Linked DNA regions of Homo sapiens: region 2 is linked to region 1. The links are chromatin loops, found by intact Hi-C in ENCODE. Cell type or tissue: A673. All regions are shown on one strand. Each heading gives the region's core, and the rest is flanking DNA. Links, peaks and the distances in the headings are about the cores only. Region 1 has its middle 67 kb from the start of TBX20. Region 2 overlaps LOC101928421 (a long non-coding RNA gene).

Evidence for each region. Peaks named below come from ENCODE experiments on the same cell type or tissue, not always from the same donor. Only the 100,000 strongest peaks of a DNase experiment are listed, where the experiment ranks them.
Region 2: it touches region 1 in a loop (11-fold over the local background); 15 of 110 quality-filtered maps call a loop at or near these places.

Annotation. Positions count from the first base shown.
Region 1 is chr7:35,182,641-35,190,981 of GRCh38, reverse strand. It overlaps the pseudogene DPY19L2P1. Among named protein-coding and RNA genes, the nearest start is that of TBX20, 67 kb to the left of the region's middle. In A673, for the core only: no CTCF peak of the experiment used is centred there; a DNase peak (open chromatin) is centred at 4,781; H3K4me3 peaks cover 1,051 bases; H3K27me3 peaks cover 2,364 bases.
Region 2 is chr7:35,619,906-35,628,246 of GRCh38, reverse strand. LOC101928421 (a long non-coding RNA gene) reads left to right here. Exons shown (of 5, transcript XR_007060285.1): 1 at 1-7,138. Among named protein-coding and RNA genes, the nearest start is that of HERPUD2, 71 kb to the left of the region's middle. In A673, for the core only: CTCF peaks have their summits at 3,265 and 3,470 (motif pointing right); a DNase peak (open chromatin) is centred at 3,516.

The DNA.
Region 1 (8,341 bases), core at 11-8,010:
GCTGATAAAGTACAAACTAATACTTTGGTGCCAATTCCAACTCCTTGCACGGTACAAAGGGGGAAAAGTATCTTAATGCATAAGAAATTATGAGACAGCACAAATAAAAACCAATCTTTTATGCAGAAAGTTTCAATTAAAGTGAAATTCATATTTTAAATTACGAAATTATAACCGGAAAAGTTTGTAATGTTTTCAAAATGGTCTTCGCTAAACCACCTCTATCTAGCCTGGAGGCTAGAGATGGAACTTAACTATCCACTTAAATTATATCTATGTATTTGTGCAAAGTTAAAACTTTAAATCTAATAAATTATTCGAATCAATTAAAACAAAGTCATTATTATTTGGAAAACTAAATCTTGGCCATGATGAATATGTTAATTATTTTGACATATGAAATATGCAATGTAATTTTTATGTGGGGTTACATTTGGAATTTTCCTACATTTCATATTTAGTAAATGGATTTATTATAAGAACAGTGATTTTTTTTAAAGAATGAATTTAATAAGTAACTAAGTTTTGAAATTTTGATTTACAGATCATTATTGCCATCTGCTGGTTACATAGTTTAATTGCATTTTTTAAAATTCCCAATTGTTTTACTAAAAGACAAAGGAAAAACTGAGGCAAGTTTTAGATATCCATAACCGGATTAGAGATTTCTATGTAAGACAGATAATTTGCAGCCAGGTGCAGTGGCTCATACCTGTAATCTCAATACTTTGGGAGGCAGAGGCGGCAGGAGTGTTTGAGGCTAGGAGTTTTAGACCAGCCTGGGCAACATAGTGATACCCCATCTCTACAAAAATAAACAAATTAGCTGTGTGTGGTGGCCTGCACCTGTAGTCCTTGCTACTCAGGAGACTGAGGCAGGAGGATCCCTTGAGCCCAGGAGTTCAAGGTTTCAGTGAGCACCATCACACTTTAGCCTGTGTGACAGTGAGACCCTATCTTGAGAAAAAAAAAAAAAAAGCTAAATCATTTGCAGCCAACAGACACATGAAAAAATGCTCATCATCCCTGGCCATTAGAGAAATGCAAATCAAAACCACAATGAGATACCATCTCACACCAGTTAGAATGGCGATCATTAAAAAGTCAGGAAGCAACAGGTGCTGGAGAGGATGTGGAGAAATAGGAACACTTTTACACTGTTGGTGGGACTGTAAACTAGTTCAACCATTGTGGAAGACAGTGTGGCGATTCCTCAGGGATCTAGAAGTAGAAATACCATTTGACCCAGCCATCCCATTACTAGGTATATACCCAGAGGATTATAAATCATGCTGCTATAAAGACACATACACACATATGTTTATTGCGGCACTATTCACAATAGCAAAGACTTGGAACCAACCCAAATGTCCAACAATGATAGACTGGATTAAGAAAATGTGGCACATATACACCATGGAATACTCTGCAGCCATAAAAAATGATGAGTTCATGTCCTTTGTAGGGACATGGATGAAGCTGGAAACCAGCATTCTCAGCAAACTATCACAAGGACAAAAAATCAAACACCGCATGTTCTCACTCACAGGTGGGAATTGAACAATGAGAACACCTGGACACAGGAAGGGGAACATCACACACTGGGGCCTGTCGTGGGGTGGGGGGAGGGGGAGGGATAGCATTAGGAGACATACCTAATGTAAATGATGAGTTAATGGGTGCAGCACACCAACATGGCACATGTATACATATGTAACAAACCTGCATGTTGTGCACGTGTACCCTAGAACTTAAAGTATAATAAAAACATATATAAAAAAACATATATATATATAAATCATGAGGCATCTCTGTTTCAAAGATGATAAGATAATGCAAGAATATATTGCATCTTATCTAATTATAATGTGCTATTTTAATTGTCAATTAATCATAGATTAAATTATCAACCTAACTGCTTTAAGTTATTGTCATTGGTTAGTATACAGCTAAAATGTGACTCAAATAACCATTCAAAATAATGAGGTCAAAATAAGTGACCACTGTTACAGAAGCTGTAAAAACATGAAAACATCCATGATTCTATTCAACTGCACATAAAACTAAGTGTCATGATTTCCCTCTTATATACAAATCTACTCCTCTCCTTAGTAGGAGTAGATACATAATGATTTAGGCAACTATCTCTCAGTTAACTAATGAACCTAAAACATGTATTACTGTTTAATAATTACTAACATATCACTTGATGACAAAGAAACCAAGTGAGCAAAATATTAATTGGAAGTATTGGCAAAAATAGCAATTACTTTTGCACCAACCTAAAAATACTCACGAGTGCACTATAGGATGGCCGGTCTAGAACATAATAAAGGAACATTTGTTTAAGCATGTGGTGTGTTTTTGATGCTTTACAAGCATTAATTCATTCAATCATACCATCAGTAAGACAAATATAACTGTCTTCATTTTTCAGATGAGGAAATTAATCCTAGAGTGGCTAAATTACCAGCTCAAGGTCATACATTGGTAATCTTCCTATATGAGTCCCCTGTGTAAAAGATTTAGAGCAGCACATGGCACACAGTTAATTTTGTGTGTTTACTAAACATATGAATCATAAAATATATCCTGCTTCTTTTTTCCTTTAACATTATATCATGACTATTTTCCTATATCATTAAATATCCATGCAAAATGACTTTGGTGGCTGTAATGCTTCACTATATGAATGTTTCATAACTTAGTGTTTGATACTGAGGCCACTTCTATTTTTTAACGATATAAATAATAGCACAATGAACATTCTTATAAAAAGATTAATTTTTTAAATGATAAAAATGACCAGATTTGTACTTTCATGGGCTAGACCATGGGTAAGAGCATTTTGTATCCCACCAGGACACCAAGTGATGCAAAAGGCAATTGGAAACTCCAGAAAAAACAAACTGACCAAAAAGAAAAACAATAGCTCCACTTCACTTATTGTTCCAAAAAACATTAAAACAGTCATATTTTAAAATAAGGTGCTTTATTTTGAGTTTGCCTAGCCATTCAAGAATATATTCTCATCAACCACAGTAAATACTTTGTATTTTAAATGCAGTATTGGACAGATAGAATTTATTAGCTGTTAAAACTTGGGCAAATAACTACATCCTGATGCTTGATTTAAAATTTGCATACAGTTATTGCATGAATTGAGAAAACATTTTGAGCACCAAACACAATGCCAGGAATGTAGAAATGCTCCTTGAAAAAAATCTCCCAAAACAAAAAATGAGCAGTAGTAGCACTTACTGAATTTAACTGAGTGACAAGATAAATAGTACTGTCGGTTAAGTGCTCTAGACCTTCAGAAAAAGCATAATTAATATGGGCTGGAGAAATGGGCTGGGGCTTGGAAGGTGACAGCTTTCAGATGGGCAGGGAGAAAAGGATGTAAAAGCCAAGGGATGGCTTTTCCACATGAATAAAGGAATTCAGCAGTTATGATGTCTCAGGCTGTGGACTTCACCTGAAATGACTGAGATGGAAGATTTTGTGCCCGAGGAAGTGGGAAATTAAAGTTGAAAAGGTATATTGGGCAAATATTGAAGGCATTGGTGAGCAAGCCTAGGACTTGATTTGTGGGCCACGAACATTTTTGTGCTGTGTTGCATCAGGAAAAATTAACCTGGCCACAATGAGCCATGCTTTAGACTGGTGAGTTAGGATATGGGAGTTCAATGTGATCCATCATCAAACAGATGGCAAGTGAAGCGGTGTGGGCTCCAGCATGTGGCCCGTGACAGAGGACATGGAAAATGTCAGTGGCCCCAGTGCATCTGTGCCAGCCGCTTTGGCCTCTTGTAGGGCTGCGCGGTGACTGGGAGGTAAGCGCTCCCCTCTTAGTTGGTCCTGGCTGGTGCTGAAAGCGCTTGAGCACACCGCTCCTAGGGCCGATGACTTCTGAGGAACCTCATTGGAAAAGCATTTTGCTCTAAGATTCAGTAAACGCTGTTCCGTGCCAAGGAAGTGGCGTCAACCTGAGGCTCTGGGATCAGACCCACCGGACTCACGCCGGCTCTGCCACGTGTTGCCCGCAGTCTCCGCCCGTTCCCTCCGCGTTGGCAACGGGCACTGACTGCCCGATACCTCAGCGATCGTAGAGACTTTCCTAATGCCGGGCGCACCACCGGCGGGCCAGCGGTTCCGTTGGCTTCCCTGACACACTTCCTACAGTCATTTCTTTCAGCTGAGATCTTCCCCTTTAATACCTCGTTAATTAACGTGTAACCTTTTGGTTAAAATGTCAGAGCTAAGACTAAACCTGAAGAAAAGAATGAAACCACAGGAAGTTCTTCAGACTTAGTCGCCAGCAAGGTTATGGCCCGAAGCGGTGCAGGGGCGGCGCGCCGGGAAGCTACTGGCAGAGCTGTGCGCACTGGGGGGTGCTGCAAGCGCTGGGGAGAGTGTGGAGAGGCTGCGTGGAGCTGCGCGCTCGGGGTGGGAGCTGCACTCCCAATGAAGCGCGTGAAGGGCAAGCGGTGATGGGTTCTGCGCCAGTGGGGCTGGGAGCGTGTTGGGGGCTGTACGTGGGGCTGCGCGCAAGGTGAGAACTGCGCATGTGGGCTTGGGGACTGCGCGCACCGAAGGCTGCAGGCGCTGGGGAGGGTGTTGGGGGCTGTGCGTGGGGCTGCCCTCACCGGAAGCTGCACGCTCGGGGAAGCGCAGAGGCGGGGTGCTGCGCGCGCTGGGGAGCACGTGGGGGGACACGCAGGGGGACACGCAGGGACTGCCCGCGCGAATGGCTTCGAACGCATGCGCTCCACCCTACATTTCACAGTCGCCATGACGACCGGGAGGTCCGCTCGTCAACGGCTAGTCAACGGCTGCGGGGACAAGTCCGTTGAGGCTGCCAGGCGAGTCAGGCCTTTCTGGACCTCGCCTGACTCGGATGGGCTGTGCCTGAAATTGACCCAGCTCCACTAGGGATTATGAAGAAACAAGGAGTAAACCCAAAGCCGCTGCAATCTTCCCGCCCCAGCCCGTCTAAGCGGCCGTACGGGGCCTCCCCCGCCCGGGAGCTGGAGGTGGAAAAGTCGGCCCTAGGCGGCGGGAAACTGCCAGGGGGCGCCAGGAGGTCCTCCCCGGGGAGGATCCCAAATCTGAAAAAGCGAAAAGGCTTGGAGCTAAAGGTGGTGGCCAAGACCCTTCTCGACCCCTTCCAGTTCGTCCGTAATTCCCTGGCGCAGCTCCGGGAAGAGGTGCACGAACTGCAGGCGCGGTGGTTCCCCAGCAGAACCACTCTCAGCATCGGTAAGGAGAGGGCAGGAGAGCCCTAGGAGGGAGCCGCATGGCGCTTTTCTTGAGTCTTGAAGGAGATCAGTTTAACAAGCAAGGGTTTGTGGGTGCCTAGTAGGAAATAATAGCAAGGTCTGAGTAGAAAGAAGTTGGCCAAAAATCTTGTCATTGAACCAGAGGAGAGAGAGAGATAGGGAGTATATTGGTTTGAAGGGCTGTCAGATCGCAGAGAGTGTTTTAAGGTCTAGGAGTTTTAAAGGCTGGGGGCAAGGATCAAGGGAAGAGGATGAGATTAAGATTCCAAGAGAGGAAATAATTAGTGGAGCAAGTCTTGGAATATTTGGAGGGGTAGAGTTAAGGGCACAAATTTGATAAGCTAACTGTGGAAAAGAGGAGAGAGACTTCCTTTTCTGAGATGGCAGGGAGTAGAAAAGCGAGAATTACTATATGGAGAAATGTTAAAGTGGAGATAAAAGAAGTTGGGAGTGCTGGCGTCTAATGGTCTTTGTTTCAGTGAAGTATGAGGCTGGGTCACCTTCAGAGGTGAGATTGATAGGATGCCGGGGTCCGGGGGACATGCTTCTGTCACAGCTTGGAAAGGGCATGTGATAAGCCCTTCAAGCATTTAGAATACTGGCATCGTTACACCATATCATTTTTTTCAGATGTGGTATGTGGGTTAAGGGAGGGAGTGAGAGACACAGAAAGATTTTGAGCATCTTTGGAAAGCTAGATGAATTTGGTACTATATTTGACCTTTTCCTTATATATCATCTGAAGAGTTTTTTCAGTGTATATAATTGTTAGGAGAATTAGAAATAGGATACAAATATAGTTGAACAGGATAGTCTCTGTATATTTTAAAATTAATGAAGCCTAATAAACAGTTATGAGCATCTTTACAACCATTTAAAGTTTTCAACCTTTTAAAAATTATAGCAACCGTGCTTGCAGACAGTCCAAAAATACACCATGGGCCATACTTTGCTTATCCTGGTATAAAACAAGTAAATCTTCCGGGAAGTGTTTAAGATAAGCCCAGGACAGTTAGTAATATAGGAAAAGATCTGGGTAAGCATGGTTGAGAATTTCAACATTGCAATTTTTTAATTTTTAAAAATTTAATTTCTTCAATAATTATTGAATTAATTTGCATTTATTTTGTTAGCCAAGTGAAGTAATTTTTGAATTTTTAAGAGGCTATTATTGGTGGTTTATAAGATGACTTGCCAAGTATATTTGGGATAACCATAAGAAATACTATTATAAAATCTCAGAAGGGAGGTAGGACTTCTGGAATAGCCAAGAAAATGCACTCCTCCATGACGACAATGAAAATACTTGGAAAATTATCAAAATCATTTTCTTCAAACTTTGGAAATTAACCAAAGGTTTACAACAATCTAAAGGGCATTAATTCAAGAAAAGCTGCTGAACCTCTATAAGAACAGCAGAGTTTGTGGTGTTTTAACTTGTTCTATTCCCCACTCTTCTCTCTCCAGGGGAATTGAAAACAAGCAATTCCCCAACCAAACAGGGGCACAGGCTGCGTTTGCAGCTCCTGTAAAAGCTCCATACCCAGAGCAGTGTCTCCCAGCTCCCAGGTGAAGTCTTATGTATACATGGGGCGTTGGCCCACGTGACTCCAGACTAGTCTCCTAGGCCATCTAGTAGCTTCTAGGTCTGGGCTCTTGCAAAGAGCTTGCAATTCATCAAGGGTTGAGCTGCACATTGGGGCTTTTAGATGTGCTGCTGAGGAAGTGATTTCCTGCGTTTAATCATCTTCTGATGAATGGTAGAGAAACTGATCTAGAGTGGCTCCTCTTGGTTAGAACTAGCTGAAGCATACTGTATATACTTACTTCTTTTAAAAATTTCTTATAAAGGAATAGAAAATAATACTGAAAAAAAAACAAAAAAGGTCACAATCTTCCATAATTCCATCACTCTTACCAATTACCTGAAGTAAAAAAACCCTCTCAAGTTTCTCCCTTTACTTGTCGAGCCCTGCTGCAGAGAGGTAAGCTCTGTTCAGAATTTGCTTTGTGTCCTGGATTTTTTCCTATGCTCATAGAGACAGGATTAGCTGGCTGTCTTGCTTTGTGTGCTATCTTTCTAGACATGTAAAATAATACATTTGAAATACTTGTTTTAATGGTATTTTATAATAAAGCAGCTATTAATAACTTTCCTTTTTTTTTTATTCCAGCCATCTTTGTGGCAATTCTACATTGGTAAGATTTAGTTTCAGTTTGAAATATTTAAAAACTTTTGAATTAAAAATCGCCATCACTCTTTGCATACAGTAAAACAATAACTTCTGGCTATATTTGTAGAACATCTTTATGTGCACCAATTTATACATGTATTTTGCTTTTTTACAAACCTCATATGTGAAACAGCATTTACAAAATAGATGCATTAGGGGAATAGTAACTTACGAATTAAAATATTTTTGCTTTACCAAATAATTCACCACACGTTTCTTTAAATATCTGGCTTCTCTAGTGTATTTTGCATGTGTAGTTCATTTAAAACCTTCCTTTATTTTATGGTAATTATATGTTGCTAGTGAAATAACTTTTTTTTTTTTTTTTGAGACAGAGTCTTGCTCTGTCTCCGAGGCTGGAGTGCAGTGGCGTGATCTTGACTCACTGCAACCTCTGCCTCACAGGCACCAGTGATCCTCGTGCCTCAGCCTTCCAAGTAGCTGGGATTACAGGTGTGCACCACCACACCCAGCCAATTTGTTGTATTTTTGGTGGAGACAAGGTTTCACCATGTTGGCCAGGCTGGTGTCAAACTCCTGGCCTCAAATGATCCACCTGCCTCGGCCTCTCAAAGTGTTGGGATTACAGGCATGAGCCACCACACTCAGCCAGTGAAATAACTTTGGTGATAAAGTTTTAGTAACACCTGCCAATTGGAAATCAGGTAAAAAAGAAGATAAAGATTCTGCAGTGGTTATATGGTTAAATGGCTCTGAGTCTTTCAGTGTGCAAGTCTGTGTACATTATTTTACAAAAATGTTTATAAAAATTTGTAAAATAATACTTCCTTCTGGAATATTTTCTTTTTACCTGTGCTCAGTGAT
Region 2 (8,341 bases), core at 35-8,034, 440 kb before region 1:
TTAAAAAATCCTTAAAATAACTCAAGGTAGGTACCATTGTTGCTTCCATTCTCCAGATGGGACACTAAGACTTTAAGAAGTTAAATAGCTCACCTGAAAACACACAGCTAGTAAGTAACACAATGGAGACTTGAACCCAAGTCTATTCTACTCTAGACCATGGACTCCAAGATTAATTAATTATGCAAATAAGGAATGTGGAGAGTTCAGCCTTGAGCAAAGGGAGATTAGCTTGTTTTGCACCAACTCTTCTGCTGAGGAAAGGACAAAAGCCAGAATATACATACCTATTCAGGGATCAGAGGGCTGTTGAGAAAGCAAGGGCTAATATTCGAGAGACCTACATTTGATACTGTTCGTTTCCCCCTCAAGGGACTTGCTAATTCAAGGGCAGGGGCTGAGAAACTGAACAGAATTTGTAGAAGACTAATGCAGACCAAAAATTAGAGTTGGGGTCCAAGTAGAAGCAGCCCTGGAAAACACCCCAGACTTTCTCGTGGGACCCCAAAGAGCTACTCTTTGATTAAAGGTGAATTGGTTATGGGCCTGTCCTCACAAGGACTGAAGCCCAGCCTCAGATCTAGTGGATAGCCAGAAGCAAAAACAAAGCCCCTCTGAAGGAGGACATGGTCTAATTTCTCAAATTTTCTCTATTAATTGTTTTCAAAGTCTGCTTAAGAAATAGGAATGCAAAAACACAAGATTCGACCAACAATGAGAAAGTGAACAATAGAAACAGACCTCCAGGAAATTCACGTAGTTAACATTATCTGACCGGTGTCTTACAATAACTATGATTAAAATGTTCATGAATTAAATGACCAAATGGAACAACTTCAGGAGAGAACTGGACACTATGTTTAAAATTCTAGAATTGAAAAATAATATAACAATTTAAGAAATCAGTAGATGGCTCTGATAGACACAACTTAAGAGATAGGTAATGAAATGAAAGATAAGAAAATATCCAGACTGGTGCTGGGGGTAAATAGGAAGACAACTATTCGAAGAGTTAATGGTTAAGGTTGTTCCCAAATTAATGAAAGACATTAAGCCACATAAATAAGAAATGCTGTTGACCTCTAAGCAGGATAAGTTACAATGAAAGTTATACTTAATTACTTCATAGTAAAACTACTGGAAAACAAAGACTAATTTTAAAAGTAGCCAGAGGAAAAATATATATTACTTTCAAAGGAGCAACAGCAAGCCTTGAGAGGGAATTTTCAGCAGAAGTAATGATAGTGGAAAATGGAATGGTGTTTTCAAAGAGCTTCAAGAAAATAATAGTCAACCTAGAAGACTATGAGGCAAAAATATCCTTCCAAAGACACGTCCAGACAAAGGAAAATAGAATTTGCCACCAATGAAAAGTACCAAAAGTATGAAAGGAAAGTACTAAAGGGTGTTGTTGGAGCAGAAGGAAAATGATCACTGACCACAGCTGGAGGTGCAGAAAGGCATTGAAAGGCAATGGAAAGGGTAAGTATGTGTATAAAACTAAATAAATATTGAATGTGTGAAACAACTTTTTACTTTCTGGGGTCTTAAATATATAAAGAACTAAAATACATCACCAAGAGAAGCACGTTAAGTGTGGAGGGAGGTAAATGTAGGGGTCCCCAACATTTCTGGCACCAGAGACCAGTTTTGTGGAAGATAATTTTTTCCCAGACAGTGGGTGGAGGGGTGGAGGGATTGGGAGCATGGTGTTGGGATGACACTGTCCCACCTTAAATCATCAGGCATTAGATTCTCATAAGGAGTGCACAACCTAGATCCCTCACATGCACAGTTCACAATAGGGTTAGCGCTCCTATGAGAATCTAATGCTGCTGTTGGTCTGACAGGAGGTGGAGCTCAGGCGGTAATGCTTGCTGGCTTGCCACCCATCTCTTGCTGTGCAGCCCAGTTCCTGACAGGCCACTGACCAGTACTGGTTCACAGCCTGGGGACTGTGGACCCCTGGGTAAATGGAATTAAAGTATTCTGAAGTCCTTGAATTGTCTTGAAAGTGAAAATGGTGGAGGCACTGATTTATATTAGAAATTAATAAATCAGGGGTACATGTTTCAGTTTCTACGGTATTTTGTAAAAGAATAAGAGTATGTAAAACTAACAAGATAACAGAAGGAGAATATGAAATAAAATAATCCAAAGGAAGGCAAAAAGAAAAAAAGGCGCATAGAACAGATGGGAACAAATAGAAAACAAACACCCACATGCATCAATCTCTACATCAAGCATATGTGGACTAAATATTCCAATTCAAAGGCAATATTATTATCACCCTGGATAAAGAACAAATATAATTCTCTGAGACTTAAAAACAACATACCTTAAACAAGGATACAGAAAGATGGAAAGTAAAAGGATGGAAAAAGGACTATCATGCAAGTATTAACCAAAAGGAAGCTGGTGTATTTAGTACACGAAGTGAACTTTCAGGTATTACCAGAGTATGAAGGATATTTCATAATGATAAAGGGCTTGCTTTACCAGTACTATACCGATGGCTGAGGTATTTGGGCTGTCTGTGAGGCTCAGATGGGCTGCCTGTGGCCCTGCCTCACCTTGGAGATGGCCCAGGAAGCTAACTGAGACTTGGAGTTGGTCGAAGAGGAGCCAGACTCTAAATATTTGAAGATTGTGTGCGTATGTGTGTGTGTGTTTAGGGGAAAACATGAGAGGTAGAGTACTATTCAAAAGGACAAGAAGTGGAACATTTTCTTTTATAAATCAAATAAATGGTGGCTCTGAGCCTTCCCCCACCTCCTGCCTTTTTTGGGTCCAGATTGCTAAGAAATGTTATTAATGATAGCTCACACTTACGACATTATTGCCTTCTAAGTGCTTTGTAGGTATTAATTTATTTAATCCTCACAACAGCCTTAGGAGACAGGCATCATCACTACCATCGCCATTTTACAGATGGAAAAACCAGCAACCATCAGAGCTGGTATTCAAAATAAGCCAATTCAGATTCCGAGTCCCGGCTCCTAACCATGGAGTGGCCTCAGGGTTTTATAGTTTGTCCGGCTCTTTGGATGAACATCACACCTCATGGAGGAGAGTCCCTTCCATTTTAACGGCTCCAGGTTGTCATGGAAATCCTCTGTATACAAGAGGGTAAGGAGGAGGATGAGAAGCAATACATGCTTATTGGGACTTTCTATCATCCCAGGACTTATCCAGGTACATTATAACAATGTTGAATACAGTATTAGTCCCATTTTAACTATGAGGAAAATAAGGTTTGGACTGTCAGAGACAGAGCAAGACACATTGGTAAGGGCAGACAAGGGATTCATCTGACTCCAATGCCTCTTCCTTGGTAAACCAGACTGGCTTGTCACACCGTGAAATTAGAGTCAACTTGTTAAATCTTGACAGGTTGCTAAATTATTAATTACACCCCCAGGAGCTGTGACTGGAGCAGCAGGGATGCTATGGCTGCACTGTACTATTTTTAGCACTAGATGGTGCTGTAACACTGCACATCTCTTCCGCGGTGGCCCTTGGAGGAAGGTTACTTCAGGGCTTGGAGACCCTGGAGGGAAGGATGCTACCTTACCAGAGCGTGAAAAAAACATGGAAGACAGGATACTCTCGGGCCCTGAGAAAGCTGGAGACTGTAGCCACCAGGTGGCTCCAGGATGTGCAGTACTGGCGTCTGGGTTTTGCTCACACAACCGTGAACTCCTGGTCCCACCGAGCCCTAGCGAGTGGATTGGAGCACACACCCACCCACCTCCTCAGAGCTCCTACGAGTAGAGGAGGTACCTAGGCACGTGGGAGCTTGGCGCCTTGTTAGGTGCTCAGGATACTGGTTGTCCGGAATCCCAGTGAGGTGCAGTCCCGCCCTTGTGCCACTTTCCCATGCGCTTCCTGCCCCTCTGGGGGCTGCAGAGGCTGCAGAGTTGTCCAGCTTGAGAAACTGTATCAAGGTTGCTCCCTGACGGCCTGGCAACTCGCTGAAGAGCTGCCTTCAGTTCAGAACAGTTTTAGGGAGATTGTCATAAACTCAATGAGTTTAAATGATTTTACACTGACTCTTCAAAAATGTCAAGGTCATGAAAGACAAAGGCCGAGGAACTGCCCCAGACTGGAGGAGGCGGGAGACATGGCAGCTGTGAATGCACCGTGGGTCCTGAACCAGAAAAAGGAGCTCAGTGGGACGATTGGTAACTTTTTGATGCAATCTGTCGGTGAGCTAATAGTATTGCTTCGATGTTAATTTCTTGGTTTTGATCACTGTACTATAACTATGCAGAGTGTTAACATTTGGGGAAGCTGGGTAAAGGGTATGTGGGAATTCTTTGTGCTATTTTTGCAACTTTTCTCATCAAGTTGGAAATTATTTCAAAATTGAAAGCTAATAAAAATTACAAAAATGTTCTTAACATTATTATGGAATATTTCAAACATATAGAAAAATATAGAGAATAAGCCTGGCCACTTTTACAGGTGGCTCAAAGGTACTGTTGGCACCAGACAGAGGAATGAAGTTCCTGTAGGAGTTAAGCATTGAGCTCTGCTGTCTCGCTTTCTGTGTCCAGAGGTGGCTCCTGGTAGTTGAATTAGACCATTACATTTTGGGCAAGAGCTATTTAAATTTTTGGCAGCCTCTACTTTAGAATAAATCAGCAGACAATCCACCTCTATGGCCATAGTATTTGCTTAGTAAGATAACACCTTATTCCAACGCCCTACTTAGCAATTCTCTTGGGAGACTTTTTTTTTTTCCAGACCTTGTCTTTTATTACAGGGATCTAATCATTACTGTCTAAAACAAAAACATATAGATAAAGATGGCCCCAATTGCTTAATGCTGCTTTTGATATTTTTCTTTAACTTCTTTAACTTTCAAAAATGAACTTTTAATTTTAGAACAGTTTTAGAGTTTCAGAAAAATTGCAAAGATGATACAGAGTTACCATATTCTCTGCAGCCAGTTCCCCCTATATTATCAGCTTACCTTAGTAGGGGATATTTGTTGCAATTAATGGACCATTATTGATACATCATGATTAACTGAAGTCCATACTTTATTTGGATTTCCTTAGTCTATCTAATGTCTCTTTTCTGTTCCAGAATCCCCTCCAGGATTCCAAGATATCACATTAAATTTAGATGTCATGTCTATTTATGCTACTCTAGGGTGTGACAATTTCTCAGATTTCTTTGTTTTTGATGTCCTTGATATTTTTGAGGAGTATGGGTGGAGTATTTTTATAGGATGTCTCTTGATTTGGGATTTGTCTGATATTTTTCTCATGATTAAACTGGGGCTATGTGTTTTTAGGAGGAAGACAACAGGGGTAATGTGCCATTTTCGTCATATCATATCAAGAATACATAGTATCTCTGGGCATGGTGGCAGTCCATAAAAATTAGCTGGGTGTGGTGGCAGGCTGCTCAGGAGGCTGAGGCAGGGGAATTGCTTGAACCCAGGAGGCAGAGGCTGCAGTAGGCCAAGACTGTGCCACTGCACTCCAGCCTGGGTGACACAGCGAGACTCCATCTCAAAAAAGAAACACATGATATTGACCTTCACCACCTGGCCACCTGGTAGTATTTGTCAGGTTTCCCCACTGTAAAGTAATTCCCACCTGCCTTCCACACTGAGCTCTTTGGAAGGAAGTCACTGTGTGCAGCCAAGAAGGAGCAGGGAGTTATGCCTCACTGCTTTGAGGATGGAGTATCTACGTAAATTATTTGGAATTCTTCTCTATGGAGGGATTTATCTCTTGCCTCCCAATTATTTATTTATTCAATCCATTTATTTGTGTTAGTATAGACTCATGGATATTTATTTTATACATTGGGTTTTAATCCAATATGACTTTATTTTATTGCTAAAATTGTTTCAGCTTTGGCCATTGGGAGCTCTTTCAGGTGGCTCCTATGTTCCTATTTAATTGCTGTATAATAATTGTACATATTAATGTGGTACATGTGTCATTTTGATCCGAGCATATAATGTGTACTCAAATCAGGGTAATTGGGATATCCATCACCTCAAATTTATCATTTCTGTGTGTTGGGAACATTCCAAATCTTCCTTTCTTGCTATTTTGAAATACACAGTAAGTTCTTGTTAACTATAGTCATTGTACTGTGCTATCAAACACGAGAACTTATTTCTTTTATCTAACTGTATTTTTGTACCCATTAACCAACTTCTCTTCCTGCCTCCCCCTCACCCTTTCCTGGCCTCTGGTAACCACCAATCTACTATCTTCTTGAGATCCACTTTTTAGCTCTCCCATGAGAGTGAGAACATGTGATATTTGTGTTTCTGTGCCTGATTTATTTCATTTAACATAATGTCTTCCTGTTTCATTCATGTTGCTGCAAGTGACAAGATTTCATTCCTTTTCATGGCTGAATAGTACTTTATTGTGTCTATATGCCACATTTTTTAATCCATTCATCTGTTGATGGATACTTAGGTTGATTCTACATTTTTGCTATTGTGAATAGTGCTGCAGTAAATATGGGAGTGCAGATATCTCTGGTATACTGGTTTCCTTTCTTTTGGATAGATACCCAGTAGCAGGATTCCTGGATCATATGGTGGCTCTATTTTTAGCTTTCTGAGGAACCTCCACACTGTTTTCCATAGTGGTTATACTAATTTATATTTTCACCTATGTGTACAAGCTTGCCCTTTCTTCATGGCCTCAAGCATGTTATTTTCTGTCTTTTTGATCATAGCCATTTTAACTGGAGTGAGATGATATCTCATTGTGGTTTTGATCTGCATTTCCATGCTAATTAGTGATGTTGTGTTCCTTTGATATATCCCCATCATTGAGACTTTTCTTTTGAGCACTTGCTTATTTCCTGGCATAATAAGATGTTCCAGGCTCATCTTGTATATTTTCTGCTCCAGTGCTAGAATCAGCCATTTCTCCAATGAGCTTTTGGGAGATATTTGCTTTCTTGATTACAGTTAGGATTTTCTCATAAGGGAAGTTTGTTGATGGCCTGCAAACAAATAGTAAAATAGTATGTGATGTCATGAAAATTAATTGTATTTTTCCTTCTAGATTTTGCATATAGAAGACGGTAATTTTAAAAACAGTGAAAGAAGAAATGTATCTGAGAATTCAATCAGTCAATAGACTTTAGAGTGAGTATGATTTTTGTGTGCTCAAAGGCATCTTTTCAGTTTGGCTTTGTAAGGTTTCATTTTTTTTTTGGTAGGAAAATATAAATAAAAGAGGAAGGAGCAGGGGAAGTGGAAAGTCACCTGCAGGACCAGCCATACCCGCTGTCGCTGCCCTCATGGCCTAAGGTGTCTATAATAGCGTCAGTTTTCTTTTTTTTTCCTTTTTTTTTTTTTTTTTTTTGGTTTTTTTTTGAGATGGTGTCTTTCTCTGTTGCCCAGGCTGGAGTGCAGTGGCATAATCCCAGCTCACTGCAACCTCCGCCTCCTGGGTTGAAGTGAGTCTCCTGCCATGGGCTCCTGAGTAGCTGGGATTACAGGTGTACACCACGATGCCCAGGGAATTTTTGTATTTATAATAGAGACGGGGTTTCACCATGTTGGCCAGGCTGGTCTCGAACTCCTGATCTCAGGTAATCCACCTGCCTCAGCCTCCCAAAGTGCTGGGATTACAGGCGTGAGCCACCGCGCCCGGCCAGCATCAGTTTTCTTTGTGCATCTTTTCCACAATCCTCTCACTGCAGATGTTTTCAGTCTTTCCCTCTGCTTGGTATACTTTTCTCTACTTATAGCTTCTTAGTAACCGCTGCCTGTTATGATCCTTCATCCTCCCATTTCTGCCTCATGTCTTGGTTCTATGCATTTTTCCAGTTTCAGCCCTGTTGTTGACTGCTGGATTCCTATCTGTGTTTCCAAGTTAAAATTCTCAAAAGAAGGAACCTGACTGTCTCAACACAAAGTTTCTTGCTAGACAATATCATGTGTCAAAAGTCAGCATATTGACGGGTTGCCTGGGCTTAGTGTCAACGCAGTTCCATCACCTGCTGCCTGAGAGTGAGGTGGGATCAGTTGCCAGGCTCATTTGGTCCTGCCCCTTCAGCAGAGGCTTTAGCATCAGTTGTCTTTAGAAGAGGCTGTGGGTACCAAGGCTGGCCTTCTGCTTCGTGGCTTGGTGGGGAGGAACAGAGCAAGAGTAGTTAGAGATCCCTGAATAGGATCAGGAGTGCCCAGTACTAATAAAGCCAATATTTGTACAACACTCTAACATTTGCTAAGCACTATAAAGTCATGATCTCATTTTGTGCATACCTGGGAAACACTTATTCTACTATAGTGTGATTGCCTCTTTCCTTGGGTCTCTCTTACAAGCAGACCACAGGGACCCTG